Regions from separate parts of the Mus musculus genome. Here region 2 is linked to region 1. A link is a loop called in an ENCODE intact Hi-C map of the cell type or tissue named here. Cell type or tissue: heart. All regions are shown on one strand. Links, peaks and the distances in the headings refer to the core of each region. The heading gives the core; the rest is flanking DNA.

Region 1 (5,390 bases), core at 132-5,131:
GGCTCAAACCTGTAGTGGTTTTATTCTCACCTGGCAGGATTAGCAGAGCCTGGGAGAGAGTAGCGCTGAGAGTAATACCCAATGTCGAGAGCTCGCTCATTCAAGAGGTTTCAAAGAAGAGCAGATACTCCATCAACAAGAGCCTAGAAGACAGACATGTGATATTTTAGTAAAGGATGTCATTGCATCTGCCTACGCCCTAAAGACTTGCTTGAGAATAAAATTTTAAAGTAATGGACTAATTTCTTTAGTGAAGGAAAGTTCAGAACAGCCTGTAGTGGCTTGAGTAAGAAATGTCCCTGCTCCTGTAGGCTTATATATTTGAATACTCATGGCACTGTTTAGGACAGTTCTGGGTAGGCATAGCCTTACTGAAGGAAGTATGTTACTGGTGGTGAGGAGGGTTGAAAGCCCATACATAGCCTTGCTCCACTTCTAATTTATTCTCTCTGCTCCCTATGTGTTGGTGGAAATAATAATCTCTCAGCTTTCTGCTCCAGCTCTCTGCTGCCGTGCCTCCCTGGCCATTATGGACTCTTCTCAGGAACCCGAAGCTCCAATAGATTCTCATTCTATAACCTACTACTGGTCATGGTGTCTAATTACAGTAACAGAATAGTAATTGATACAGAGGTTGGTACTAGGCAGGGCCTGGGTTGAGGGTGTTGCTGTGAAGACTCCAACCAGTCGGGTGTTGGTTTGTTTTGGAAGAATGTGGAAAGTTTGGACTAGAAAAGTGCTTGGATGTTGTAAGCAGGATTTAAAGAGCCGTTCTAGTAGAAACCTGGAAGACAGTAATGCTGATAGCAATGCAGACTGTGGAAGTCTGACTCAAGAAGTTTCAGAAGGGAACAATACTATCCATTGGGCTAGAGACCGTGATATTTTGACAAGGTCTCTAGCAGCCTTCTGCCCATGTCCCAAAAACATGCCTGCAGCTAAATTTAAAAGTAAAGGCACAGTTTCTTTGGTGGAAGAGATTTGGTGGCACACGCCTTTAATCCCAGCACTTGGGAGGCAGAGGCAGGCAGATTTCTGAGTTCGAGGCCAGCCTGGTCTACAAAGTGAGTTACAGGACAGCCAGGGCTATACAGAGAAACCCTGTCTCAAAAAACAAAAAACAAAACAAACAAAAAAAATTGAATCTATGATGTGGTTATTAAGAATAATGATTATGTAGGTCTACAGTGAAAAAGAGCAACTGGAGAATAAAGAAATACAAAATGTATAGTTTGGAGAGACGAGTACTAGGAAGCCTAATGTTGTGGTCAAGATGTGTGTTGATTGGCTGTAGGTGTTAATGAGATTTGTGTGATTAAAGAGACCTCCTTCTCTTCACTGGATCAAAGGGAAGGGTGCCTCCAAGACAAGACCCCACCCAGCTAAGATGGCCTAAGGATTTCCCTGTTTCTAGAAATCAACAGCATGCAAAAGTTGCTGTTCATATGATCCAAGGGGGCAAGGGTCCATCCTAAACTAACAACCAAACTCAGCAGTATCATCCACATAGAACTGGCTTTAGGAACATGAAAGGTTCATGCACTAGGGCTGACTTACTGCAAAAAAAAAAAAAAAAAAAGTCCTGAGAAATCAACGTATAAAGACGTAAAGATAACGCCTGGGTTGTGGCAGAGATGTCAGAAATGTTAGAGCAGTGAGACATCATAGTGGAGAGCGTCACACGGTGGGGGGGGGGCAGGAGGGGGGAGCAGGAGGGGGAGGAGAGGGGGAGTAGAAATACCACACACAACAAAGCTGGAGGGTGGCCCAGATACCGGGCACAGAACAACAGGATTTGAACATTTCCCTGCTGGGTTTTCATCTTGCTTTGATCCAACCTTTTGTCACTGTGTCCCCATTCTTCCACTTAAAAATGGAAATGTATATCCTGTGACATTATACACTGGCAACATATAACCATATAATTTATATTTTGATTTTATAGGGGGTCATAGTTAAGAGATTGTCTTGAGTTTCAGATGAAATTTTAGATTTGTGAACAGTGTTGAAACTGTTAAAAACTATGGGGACTTTTGAAATTGGACTAAATGCACTTATATCAGGAGAGGACCATGAGCCTAAGGAACCAGGGGTCCAAATGTAGTGTTTGAATAAGAAATGTCGGCCGGGCGGTGGTAGCGCATGCCTTTAATCCCAACACTTGAGAGGCAGAGACAAGAGGATTTCTGAGTTAGAGGCCAGCCTGGTCTACAAAGTGAGTGCCAGGATAGCCAAAACAAACAAAAACCAAAAAAACCAACAAACAAAAAAGAAATGTCCCTCATATCTTATATATTTGAACAGTTGGTCTCCACTAAGTGGTGCTGTTTAGCAAGGTTATGGAACCTTTAGGAAGTACAGTCTTGCTCAAAGAAATATTGTTAATCTCACCAAGTAAGAATAAGACCACTACCACAATTTTTAAGCCAAATTTGAGGCAAGATTTATTAAATTGTCCTGGCTAGGACAGTGGACACTGCCAAGGTCCATACTTGGGATTCCCAGAGAATGGTCCTGAATTACATTAGTCCAGTGCTTATAGAGGCAAAATCCACAAGGCTACTTTCGTACTTCCCACCTTTGTCCAATGAGGGCAAATACACACCTTGAGATACTTCCTGCCTATGTATCTCCCATCTATGTGTGATCAAGCACACCCTGTGCAATTGGGCAACCAACCGTGTTTACCAAAGGGAAAACATGTGGCTTGTTATCTTACATGAGCAACATGCCCCAGCATTCCAAAAAGTTATATGTCCTATAGGTTAGAATCATTTTTGCTTTTACAGATCTCTTAAACACAGTATTTTCAACTTAAAACATAATTTTAGCCACCCAGTACATCGCTGGGAGTTTATAACTTTGCTCTACTTCCTGCTTGTTCTCTTTGCTTCCTGAATATGTGTGCAATGTGATCAGCAAGCTACCTACTTTTACCATCATGCTTTCCTGCTTCGATGTCTTCCCCACTATTAAAGACTCCGAAAATATAAGCTAAAATAAACCTTCCTCCTATAAACTGTCATGGTTTTTTATCATAGCAACAGAAAAGCAACAGACACTTAACTCCTCTTCTGCTAAAAGCTTATCTAGTCTTCATTGGCTCCCTGATATAAGTGTTGTTATCACTTTCAGGAGACTAAGGAGACTGTGAGTGCTTGGATAAGTTTCCCTAAGCTTTAAAAACAAAACAACAAAAAGCAAGGAACCAGAAAATAAATGCCATTGGCTATGCTTTTCTCTCTCCCTCTCTCCAGTATATTCGTCATGCTTTGACCTTTCAGGGTAATTGTGGAAAATAGTAGTGCTTGCATAATAAAATAAGGAAAGAAAAAAGTCAAAATATCAACTAAATAACCAATAAACATTTAGCTAGAAACCTCCACGATGAGAAGAGAGAGAAAGGGAGAGGATGAAGGGAGGAAGAAAAAGGGAGAAAGAAAGAGAAATGAATAAACACATCAGAAGAAGTCAGAGGTCATGTTGGGGGTGTCTAAGCTTTATAATCCTGCTGTTTATTAGGAAAATAGCAGGCAGGGCTGGAGAGATGGCTCAGTGGTTTAGAGCACTGACTGCTCTTCCAGAGGTCCTAAATTCAAATCCCAGCAACCGCATGGTGGCTCACAACCATCTGTAATGAGATTGGATGCCCTCTTCTGGTGTGTCTGAAGACAGCTACACTGTACTTACATATAATAATAAATAAATTAAGAAAAAAACTTACTCTTAAAAAAAAAAGAAAAAAGTAAGAAAGAAAATAGCAGACAAACCAACAAAGGTCAGTGGAGTTACTTTCAGTTGGGTCTCACTGGATGAGAACTCCAACTTCCACTATTCTGTAGCAGAGTTGCCCAATTCTCTGTGTGTGTGTGTGTGTGTGTGTGTGTGTGTGTGTGTGTGTGTGTGTGTGTGTGTGAGAGAGAGAGAGAGAGAGAGAGAGAGAGAGAGAGAGAGAGAGAGAGAATGTGCACGTGCATGTGGGTATCCAGAGAGCCCAGAAGTGGGTGTCAGATTTCTTGTTAGTTCTGTTGGACTGTTGTGATCCCTCTGGGAAAGGGCTTTTCATGTTCACCCTGTGCTATAATTTCATAGAAAAAAATGTAAGCAGGAAACACACATATGTTTATTTACATTGACAGAACTGTGTAAAATCTCTCTCTGGGAAGTAAGCACCACCTCTGGCTGGTGTCTTTCCATGCCGAACATGGGATTCCTGGGCCAATTTAAATTCTTCGGGGTCCAATGTTTTTAACAGTTTCGTAGTCAAAAGGATGGGACACAGTGCCTGTCTTTAAACTATTGCTTTCTCTCCCAGAGGGCTTACAGTCAGAGGTCGGCCTAAAACAGCTCACAGTGAGGGAAGAGTTAATTATCTAATCCACAAATATGTGAGGATAGGATTATATCATAACCCAAGGATATAATAAATGTTTATGAGTTTATTCTGACATAAAAAGCAATTAAGTAAACAAATAAATGGAAGGGAAGGGGCAATTACTACTCACAGAAGAATCCTAATTAATAATATAGAACAAACCCAGCTTTTTAGGGCTGCTAGAGTCCTAGTAAGTTAATAACAATACCATGTTAACCAAACGATCATGGATAAAAATAATTAGAAATTAGACATGCCACTATCATGTTCCTTTAGTTGGAAACACTGAGAATGGAACACTACCTTTCTTTTTAGGTAAAATACCAAAAAAATCAAACAAAAATCTGTGATTTCAGTCTAATGAAAAAACAGATAAACCCAAACTGAAGTACATCTGCTGGTTTCCTAGTTACTGTAATTGAAGAGTGTCAAGACTGTGAAAGACAAACATGATGGAGAACTGTTAGAGATACAGGAGCATAAAGACGCAAGAAAACTAGCTGGGTGTGATACTTGAGGAACACAGGCTGGAGGTTCAAAGAAAGTTCAATGCCATTGCAGTCTACAGAACGAGTTCCAGCTCCAGGCTGTCAATCAACCACCTGTCTTAAGAACAACAAAAGGCAAAACAAAATAAAACAAATGAAACTCCCAGAAGCTGGAGAGATGGCTCAGCAGAAAGAACACTTGCTGCTCTATTGGAGGACCTAAATTTAGTTCCCAGAACCCACATCAGGTGGCTCACAACACCAGTGCCAGAGATCTGGTCTCCTCAGCCACCCCCACACACATAAAACACACTCATATATACAGACACATAAATAAAAATAAATCTTTAAATCCAAAGGGTCAGTGAGATGGCTTAGTGGGTAAAGGCACTTGCTGCCAAGCTTGATGACCTGAGTTCAATCCCCAGAGTCTACATGGCAGAAATGGGAGAACTATGTCTGTGAGTTGTCCTCTGATATCTGTGGCATGCACATCTCCCCAAATTGATTAATTATGTGTAAAACAA
Region 2 (5,390 bases), core at 326-5,325, 150 kb after region 1:
CTTTAGAGGTAACTGAGAAGTGTATCACAGCCCATGGAATGGGAATCATCAGAGAGAGAGCTGTACTTCTGAAGGGCTCTGATGCTGTTTATTCCCCAAAAAAGTATATTTGAGAGCCACTGACTTTAGGAGAAATCCTGGCCTAATCTGCTATGTCACATACAACATAAATTCTACAAAGAGTAATGAATACTTCATCAAACTGTTGTTTGAAGTTTCTGTTAATGTTTTGTTTTTCTCTGTTTTAAGGATGAGACACTAGTGCACTGCAGTCTGAATGAGCTAGAAGATGCAGCGCTCACTTTTCCAGTCCTTTTCCAAGATGTCATTTATCAGGTAATTTTAAGCCTAATTTTTAAACCATTAGGTAACATTCTGAGTGAAGAAAATTTTTTTTGTGATGTTCAGTGTGTCTTTCTGTAGATTTACTAGTAGTTTTATCAGTATTTTAATGGTTTATTAACACAAAGTAGTAGCATTATGCTAGATAGTTAATGTGAAACATTAATTTATAATTAAAAAACACTAACTTTTCTGATTTGTGATCTCTACTAGTTTCATAATCTTTGCCAGCAGGTGGAGGCAAGGAACACTGATACAGATCCCCAAGAACAACTTGCCACGTTAAGACTGGGATTTTGTCTTTATTTTTCCCCATAAATCCAATTAATAATAATAATGAAATATTCATTCCTTGTTGGTCATTTTTACTTACTACAGTAATGTTATCTGTAAAATTACAGTTCAATATATCTAATTTATATTAATAAGAGAATTCAAGGAATCCTGTAGTTGCTGCTTTATTATTAGGTACAAGCATTTTTCTCATCTTTGGTGGACAGGTTACAGTGCAAAATATAAATATTGTTAAGATTTTACTGTGGATTATCTGTTGGCCATACTTTTATTAGAATTTTTATTAGAGGATTGGCTTAATTAAGAAATGACTATACAGCCAGGCGTGGTGGCGCACGCCTTTAATCCCAGCACTTGGGAGGCGGAGGCAGATGAATTTGAGTTTAAGGCCAGCCTGGTCTACAGAGTAAGTTGCAGGACAGCTAGGGCTACACAGAGAAACACTGTCTTGAAAAAACAACAACAACAAAAAAAAAAAAAAAAAGAAAAGAAAGAAATGACTGTACTTTTAAGAACTGCAGAATCCAGTTGGGCGTGGTGGGGCACGCCTTTAATCCCAGCACTCGGGAAGCAGAGGCAGGCGGATTTCTATGTTCGAGGCCAGCCTGGTCTACAGAGTGAGTTCCAGGACAGCCAGGGCTATACAGAGAAACCCTGTCTCAAAAAACCAAAACAAAACAAAAACAAGCAAACAAAAAAGAACTGCAGAATCCTTTTGTGTGTTTGCATTTGTTAACATACGCATAACATTTACATACACAAGCTGCTTAAAGATTGGGAAAAGTCAGTAATTTCTTGTCATGAGGAAGCCACCTCAGGCTTAATAAAGCTGCAGCATTTGCTATGTGAGTAATGACCAGGTCCCTGGTTTGTATGTGCTCTTGGTGGGCAAGTACAAAGTGGTTATGATTTTTTTTTTTAGCATTTTTGGTTTTTTGGTTTTTGGAGGATTTTTGGGGTAGATTTCAGTTGTTGTCTTGTAGGAATTATAAGATTTTAGAGTTAAATAGATGTTTCAGGGCTACTTTGCCAAATGCTTTAAGTAGTCATAAATCATGAGGATTTAATTTACCTGGATCTTCATTCTAATTTAATCTAGACGGGCATTATAATATCTGAATAGTATATTCCTCTCCTTTTAAAGTGATACTAGTCCTGATACATTATTAGGGGAAGAGATACATAAAATAATGGATTTTAAGATTTTCTTATTTTGAATTGTTGTTTGGTTTAAGGCTTTTTCTGAATGAGCTGTTCCCTGCCAGATAGAGTGCTCATCTTTAATCCACTTAAGGGACAGGAGTCTTAAGGCCAATATAAGTAATGCAGCAATAACTTAGTGCTCTGTTTTCCATGCAGTAGCATTGTTGTTTATTCTTTGTAGTTTGGTTTTTATTCATTTATTTTGAATGACTTTGAAAACTTGTTTAAGGCCTTTGTATTTCAAAGGGAAAGCTTATTTGAGAATTCTTAAGTTTCTCAATTTGAAATTTATCTCTTACAAATGGCTTCTAGGTTGTTCTGTGTGTGGTTTTGTTGGTGGTGGTAGTGGTTTTAGTTTTGGGTTTTTTTTTTGTTTTTTGTTTTTTTTTGTTATTTTTGTTTTTTTTGCTTTTTTATGTGTTTTTTTTTTTTTTTTTTGAGTAGTGAAATAAATATGGGAAATGGATTCATTTGGCTCCTTTCAGTATGGATATGCTATATTGAAATTTTTCTTATTGCTTCCAACATTTCTGCATTTTCTTTTTAAAAGTTGGTATTACGTGTGGACCTGGATAATTGTATTTGTTTGGAAAAAAAAACAGTACATATTAACTAAAGGCTTAGAAAGCTATACAGTATATTATACCTACTTTTATAGAATTCCAAAAACTACTTTTTCACATATTTGAGTTGCACTTTCTGAAAGTGAACAGAAAGTAACACAACTATCTAAATAGCAATGAGCTTGATGTTGAGTTTTAGAAGCTATAGAGATGATTGCAGTTTTATTTACTTTATGAAGGACATAATTCCCTCAACTAAATTTTTAAAGATTGTCCATATTAATATCGAGTAACTTCCTTGGATTTGTGGTTTTGCCATAGCTTTTTAAAAATGGAGAGTCCTTTGGTTTAGGACTTCCCCCCAGTTTTTTCAGACCAGCAAGCTCCCTTTAAACAGGGAATGATGTTTTTTAAACTTTCAGTGGTGTTGTCTCCATCTACTGGCAAAGAAGAATATACACAAGGGTCTGGGATGAGCTAAGAGATTTTGGAGAAACCACATTATTAGGTAAGATGTAACTTACATATCTAACCACTGTAATGTAACATGGCTCACTTAAAGGTAGAAACCCATAAAATACTGCATATACTCTTATTTTAAAATAATTTGTTGAGGTGAAATTTACATAGCACATTCATGGTACCTGCCTATATGTTCTTAAATATATCTGTTCTATAGCATCCCATTCTTGTGTGTATCTGTGTGTGCATGTGTGTGTCTGTATGAGTCTCTGATGCATGTGCGTGTCTATGTGTGTTTGTTTAAAAATTAGCTTCTTGTTGTGAATCAGGCAAGATAAATATCTTTTTTTAGGATTTACTTTTAGTTTGTGTTCAGCTTGTAAAGGTTCATCTATATCTAATTTCAGTTCTACCTTTTATTTTTCTTCCACTTCAAACCAGTTTCAAGTTATAAATTATCTAAATCAGGAGTTTTAGATTTTATGGCTATTGTTGCAACCACTTTTTCTGCTGTTCCAAACCCGAAATGAACCATGCAAGAAAAGGAGATGAGCAGAAGTGGTGGCCTACACCTGTAATCCAGTACTGCAATCCCAGTACAGGGGAGGCTGTGGTAGGAAAATCATTGGTTTGAGGCCAGCCTGGGCTATATATATTACAAGTTCCAGGCCAGAGTGGGCTACATAGTGAGACCCTGTCTCAAAAAGTATTCAAAAATATGGTTGTGTTCCAATAATACTTAATATTCTAAAAAGTACGTGGTAGTCTATAATTGGCTAACAGGCCCTAATTTGCTGACCTATGATCTAATAATTATGAGAATATATACTGTAAATTTATAAAATTGCATTCTTAGGGGTAGTAATCCAATACTCATTGGAATTCTTATTTTTATAATGAAAATTTGATAAAGATCTGATAATAGACTTTCTTAAGATTAAGGGAATTTTCAGGTAGCTACTATACTTATAGATCACCATACTTTGTAATATGTGCTCTTCTTATTTTGGTGAATAGAAATAAGTTTAGGTAATACCACCCTTAGAATTTTCAGACAGATAAATTGTTCAAGTCTAAATTTAGTATTTACATGTCCACTTCTTATGGAGAAAGAATAAAAGACCCTTCTCAAAGGTGACTAGTTACTCTGATGCTAGATGAGATAGACAGACTTGCTTGTGTATATAAGAAATATGAAAGAACTGACTTGAAAGTGAGTATTACACTCACAAAAGGTACAGATTATTTGAACTGCTGTACTATTTAATAAATACACACTTTTCCTAAAAATTGTTTCATAGTGATTGAGAAAAGATTTGTTCATAAAATTGTACAGATGCATTTTATTTGGAAAAACAGGTGCATGATCACTCCAATGCACGTTTAAACTTGTAGTTAGTTTAATATTGACACATTGTCAGGAAATCCATCTCATGGTGTTACTCAGTTAAGAGGTCTCCACTGTATTTAGTTTCTGTTCCTGCAGATCCACCAATTCAAGACTCTAGGTCATCTCACTCCCTCTTCCATCCAGAAGATGACTGCTATCCACAAGCAGAACTGAATCAAAAGACATTTTTCACTTAGCTCTTGAGCTGAAACACCTCCTCAATGACCTTCCTCTGTCTCCATCAAGAACTGGAGCTCAGTTTTTTGAAGATGTAATAGAGCTACTCAGCCCAAATGTGGCTGATTGAAGACAAAGAAGATACCTCATATGTCTCACCACAGTGCATCAAACGCAACTGTGTTGTCCATCTCCTCATTCTGTACAGTAAGGCAGGGGCATCTGATTTTTTGACCGTATTCACCATTAAGACTTTAGCCAGTGAGTGGCTTTCTGAGGATCAGTAAAATCAACAAACTTTGGGTCAGCTGTCCAGAAATCAGACTATGGTAAGCACTCAAGGAGCTAGGATGCTGTAGGGAGCTTGTAAAGGATGCTTTCTTTTATTGGTAGAGGTTGCTTTTATGGGGAAAGCTGGGGGGAAGAGGCCAGTGGAGAGCCCAATGATTAGCAAAGTTTAGCTTCTTCTTTGTTTTCTTGGAAATCATATAGCTCAGGATATTTTTCACACCACAAAAAGAGAATTAGAAGTATTATGGCTTCTAACTCTTCCTAGAAAAACCAGCTTTACTTTTGCTACATGAAGAGAAAAATATATATAAGTGAAAAATTCTTTTGTAAATACCAGACTACATTTTCTCTTTTATAAATTCTGACTTTATAATTATTTTGTTGCTGAGTTTTATAAACTTAATTTTATTGTCTATATATATGTTTGTACATAATTATGCCTTGTATATAGTATTTGGGATTATAACTTTAATACTGATGTCACTTTTAATTAGAGAACAGTATTTGAATAGTAACTTACTGTACAAAGTATTAAAAACAATACCTCAGGGGGTTGGGGATTTAGCTCAGTGGTAAAGTGCTTGCCTAGCAAGCCCAAGGCCCTGGGTTCGGTCCTCAGCTCCGGAAAAAAGAAGAAAAAAAAAAAAAAAAGAAAAAAGAAAAAAAAA

What was found. A loop is a pair of places that touch in the nucleus more often than their neighbours do. Peaks named below come from ENCODE experiments on the same cell type or tissue, not always from the same donor. Only the 100,000 strongest peaks of a DNase experiment are listed, where the experiment ranks them.
Region 2: it touches region 1 in a loop (2.8-fold over the local background); 3 of 42 quality-filtered maps call a loop at or near these places.

What each region holds. Positions count from the first base shown.
Region 1 is chr2:121,839,330-121,844,719 of GRCm38, forward strand. No RefSeq gene overlaps it. Among named protein-coding and RNA genes, the nearest start is that of Golm2, 25 kb to the right of the region's middle. In heart, for the core only: a CTCF peak has its summit at 2,306; no DNase peak of the experiment used is centred there.
Region 2 is chr2:121,993,097-121,998,486 of GRCm38, forward strand. It overlaps Ctdspl2 (CTD (carboxy-terminal domain, RNA polymerase II, polypeptide A) small phosphatase like 2), which reads left to right. Exons shown (of 13, transcript NM_212450.4): 8 at 250-336. Among named protein-coding and RNA genes, the nearest start is that of Eif3j1, 33 kb to the right of the region's middle. In heart, for the core only: a CTCF peak has its summit at 2,858 (motif pointing left); no DNase peak of the experiment used is centred there.